2 separate regions of the Homo sapiens genome follow, and region 2 is linked to region 1. The links are chromatin loops, found by intact Hi-C in ENCODE. Cell type or tissue: K562. All regions are shown on one strand.

What was found. Peaks named below come from ENCODE experiments on the same cell type or tissue, not always from the same donor. Only the 100,000 strongest peaks of a DNase experiment are listed, where the experiment ranks them.
Region 2: a loop joins it to region 1, with 4 times the contacts of the local background. A loop is called at or near these places in 12 of 110 quality-filtered maps.

The regions. Positions count from the first base shown.
Region 1 is chr15:65,818,661-65,821,160 of GRCh38, forward strand. The region is part of intron 1 of LOC105370866 (a long non-coding RNA gene); the gene reads left to right. Among named protein-coding and RNA genes, the nearest start is that of DENND4A, 28 kb to the left of the region's middle. In K562, no CTCF peak of the experiment used is centred here; a DNase peak (open chromatin) is centred at 1,161.
Region 2 is chr15:65,742,785-65,745,284 of GRCh38, forward strand. All of the region lies in intron 4 of DENND4A (DENN domain containing 4A), which reads right to left. Among named protein-coding and RNA genes, the nearest start is that of MIR4511, 25 kb to the left of the region's middle. In K562, no CTCF peak of the experiment used is centred here; a DNase peak (open chromatin) is centred at 1,127.

The DNA.
Region 1 (2,500 bases):
TTAAGATTTTTTTTAATTCAGCCTTTTTAATTGTTTCCAGTGGGAGGTGCAGTGTGAATTCCTAGCCTGCCATATACCTGGAAACAGAGCTCTCAAAACTCAACTTGATATACCCTACGATTTATAAAAATATCTGATAGCCCAATTTGTTCAATTCATAATTACCTTTTTTTTTCTGGCACCAAAGCTTTAATTAGGAATAGTTTGATGGAATCAGAAAGAATCCATAATCCGTGGTACTTAACTCTTCCCTCAATGAATATTGCTAACAAATGTATGGATTTACATTGAAATACCAAAGTAGCTCAAAGATCTCATAGTGACCACAATTTTTAAAATAGTGACCACATTTTAAAATGTTTCTCAGAAAATGAGTATGTTAAACCAAAATCATGTGTGTCACTTGCATGGAAAGTGCTGTGTCTCCATAGTTACACTAAAACATAACAAGTACAAAGGGGAAATGTCTCTTGGTGGTTGATAAGCTAAACGGAAGTGAGTCTTGTTCTACTATAATACTAGAAATGTTTTTAAACTTTCGCTCAAGGATGGAGGGTTTCATATCCTTCTGTATTACCCCTTGCTAAAACATAAGTAAGCATAGTTATGGAAAAAACACATGGGCAGTCATTGCTAAGACTCAGTGTATTGATGTCGTGTAGAAAAACATGATACAGAGATCTGTTTTTGTGGTTTATTTAATTGTCTTTGTTGTTTATAGTATTTGCTCTGAAGTATAACTCTATAAAATTTTAACAAAGACAAAGACAATCTGTCTTAGCCCAATATTAGCCCTATTCCCCACTTGGGAAAAAGTATTTTATAACACATATCAAATCAGCCTTGGAGACCATAGCATCCAATTATGCCTAGAGTGTACTAGATATTCGATAAGTGTTTGTTGAGTCAATTACTTAATGGACAATATATAATGGGTTGTTGTAAATAAAGCAGAGCAGTGACTAAAATGTTGACTTGGTCATATTGTGGGAGCATTAAAGAAGGAAAACGCCTGGGATTCAATGCCCATTCTAGGGCTGTCTGGTGCTATGGCTCTGGGTAATCCATAACCACCCGGGGCCCCAGTTTCTTCATTACTTGCCCTGTTCTTTGGTCAGACTGCACAGTCACTCCCTGTACATGCAGCATAATTTCCCAGTTCAGGGTCCTTGTCCTTATGGTTATCTAAAATGCCCTTGCCCCATCCGCTGTATGACTAAACCTATCTAGTCATGATATCCTACTTCTTTTAATCCTTCTAGTATAAATACTCTCCCACCAAGCTTCCTTGACACCACCCTGACTAGAAGCTAACTTTTCCTCTGAGCTTTTTGAATAGCATCTTTTTTCTTTTAACTCAAATGGTGTCATTTTTAATACTTTATAGCTTATATTATGATCTTTTATGTAGATATCCATACTATACTGCTTCTTTGCTAGACTGAATGTTCATAAGGGTAGAACCCATGCTTGCTATATTTTTGTAGTTCTCCATAACACCTAGCAAAATACATTAAAGATTATATGTGCTCAGTAAATATCTGTTGAATCTGAATATAGAGCATAATAATGCTTTTAATGCTTTCCTTTCTCTCTTTTCTTTCTTTCTCTTTCTTTTCTTTAATCTTTCTTTTATTTTCTCTTTCTTTCTCTTCCTTTCTTTTCCTTTCCTTTTCTTTCCTTTCCTTTCTTTTCTTTTCTTTCTTTTTGATAGGCTCTCATTCTGTCGCCCAGGCTGGGGTGCAGTGGCGCGATCTTGGCTCACTGCAACCTCCACCTCCTGGGTTCAAGTGATTCTCCTGCCTCAGCCTCCCCAGTAGCTGGGATTACAGGTGCCTGCCACAACACCCAGCTGTTTTTTGTATTTTTAGTAGAGACAGGGTTTCACCATGTTGGCAGGCTGGTCTCAAACTTCTAGTCTCAAGTGATCTGCTTGCCTTGGCCTCCCAAAGTGCTGGGATTACAGGCATGAGTCACTGCACCCCGTCCAATAATAATGCTTTTGTTTTCTTTTCTTTCTTTTTTTTTTTTTTTTTTGAGGCAGAGTTTTGCTCTGTCCCCCAGCTGGAGTGCGGTGGTGGGATCTCGGCTCACTGCAACCTCTGCCTCCCGGGTTCAAGTGATTCCCCTGCCTCAGCCTCCTGGGTAGCTGGGACTACAGGCATGCGCCACATGCCCGGCTAATTTTTTCTTCTTATTTTAGTAGAGACGGGGTTTCACCACGTTGGCCAGAATGGCCTCTATCTCCTGACCTCCTCGTGATCCACCTGCCTCAGCCTCCCAAAGTGCTGGGATTACAGGCATGAGCCACTGCACCTGGCCCCAGTAATGCTTTTCTTGCTGATGATAGAGGGCTGCATCAAATTATAGCTTGAGGCCATTTATACCTTGTAGACCAATGATTGTGGAGCATTAATGGGGAATGCTGGATATAAATAAGGAAAATTGCATAAGCTATTTATCCATTAGTGGGAGAAGAAAAGAAAATACTTGGGTGGAT
Region 2 (2,500 bases), 76 kb before region 1:
GTTTATTGTCTTTCTGACTTGAATATATGCTCAATGAGGGTAGGGATTTTGTTTTCTTCACCACTGTACTCCCAGAGGCTCACACATAGTAGTTAAATAAGTTTTACTAAATAAATATATACATAATTTATTTAAAAGTTTTGAAATAAGGGTAAAATAGTTTTATGAAACACATTCCTTACACAATCCATGCACATGAAGAAGTGTAATGTCATTGATAATTAAAAGGAGTATATAATAAGTTTTTATTATTACAATTTAACGTGATTTGTACAACTCCACCCCTAGTACCCTGGATTGCAATAATCTCCCAAACGGTCTTCCTCCTTCCACCTTTGCTTCCCGCCACAGTCTATCACTACATAAACGAGTGATCCTTTTAAATCAAATGTCAGAGCATGTCACTATTCTGTTCAAAATCTCAGTCTCTCTCAGAATAAAAGCTAAAGTCCTTACAATCACCTAAAGGCCCTAATCATCTACCCCCAATTCCAATCTCTTTATTCTCCCCATAATTTATTCTGCTTTAAGACACACCATTTTCCTTATTGTTCCTAAAACATGCCAGGAATGGTCCCTCCTTGAGGCCTTTTGCACAGACTGTTCCCTATATTTCAAACATTCTTTGCCTGTGATATCTGAATGATTAACTTCCTTACTGCCTTCAAATATTACTTTCAAATAAGGGCTTCCCTGACCACTCAATTTAAAATTGCAACCCATTCCCCTCTACTCCCAATCCCCTTTTATGATACTTTTAGGTTTTCTTTTTTACTACAGCACTTAACACTTTCTAACATACTATACTTTAAAAGTTATTTGTTTAAAATTTATTATCATCTATTTTCCTCCACTCTGATAAGTTCTACATTCTGTTATCATTAATACCTAAAACAGTGCCTGGTGCATTACAGGTACTCCATAAAGTATTTGCTGAATGAATTAATCTTGGAGCAGAGGTTTCTAGGTAGAAGGAATGTCAAGAGGAAAGGCCCTGATACAAAAGTATGCCCGTCATGACCTAAGAGCTAAAGAGGCAATGACAGCAGAGAAGAGTAAATGAAATACTGATGGGAGATAAGGAAGCCAGATCATGTGGGTCCTTTTAGGCTGTTTTAAGGATTTTGGCTTCTATTACTCTTGGAGATAGTGAAAGCCACTGGAGGGTTTTGAGCAGAAGAGAGGCATTATCTGACATACAGTTAAAAGGTCACTCTGAGTACTATGTTGAGAAGTGGGGGTGGGAGACAAGGAAGAAAGCAAGTACTCATAATTATTTTGTATCAGTAATCCAGGCAAAAATTATGAGAGTTTGAATAAGGGTAGCAACAGTGGGAATGATGAAAAGAGGTCAGATTCTGGGTATATTCTGAAAATACAGACAAAAAAAAATCCTATCTGATTATATGAAGTACAGTATAAGAGTCAAAGATGATGCCAATGCCTGAGTAACAGGAAGGAAGAAACTCAATTGAGATGGAGAAGACTGTGGATAAAGCAGGTTTGGGGTGAAGATAAGGGGTTCAGTTTTAGACATGTTAAGTTTGAAACATCTATTAGACATCCAAGTGAAGAACTAAATAGAGCTAAGGTAAGCGGTCTGAAATGGACACACAAACTTGAGAGAGGTCACCATTTGATGTATAGGTGATGAGAGAAATTTACATGGCACACTTCCTCACCTCCATGGGGTATCAACTCAAACATCATCTTATCAGAGAGTCTTCCTTTCACCATTTTACATATAATAACAAGGCTCCCTCCACCCTGCCCAGTCCTCCCCATCACCCCTCTCTTGCATTTTTTTTCCTCCTTAGCATGTATCACCATTTGGTGTATTATATATTTTCTTAACTATTATCTGAATACAAAAAAGTTTACTTACATAAGACTAAGTAAACATTAGTGGGTAGCTCTGAGAGACTCATAAAGTATAAGCTTTTAGTGTCTGAACTTTGTATCTATTTTGAATGTACAGAAGCCTTTTTGTTGGCTTGTTTCTCATGTAATCCTTTCAAGAATTAAATAAGAATTGTACTTGAGTCATTTCTGAATAAAAAATGCATTATATACCTGTCAAAAGCCAGGTGACAAGAGGTGACAAGTAGTTACTTAAAGGTAACGACTAAAACTTTGGAAAAATATCAGTATTACAGAAAATACAGACAAGTTACATAAGTATTTTCATGTAAGAAGCCAAGTGTCTGAATATAAATTATTTTCCAACTTTGGTTTCTCTGATATTTAGTTCACACTCACTTAATCAAGTTCTCATTTAGATGTACTTAAAAATCTGATGAATAACAATGAGAAGATATCATAAATAGCACTATATGATCATTTAATAATATTTTATCAAGAAATGACAATCTCCTGAGTATTCAAAAACATAAATCTTTGCTTTTCAACTTTAAGTATCTGTCAGCCTTCCAAATACTGAATAGCTAACAGCATAATGTGGTCAAACTAAAGTGAAAGAGAATAATATTCAAATATCTCT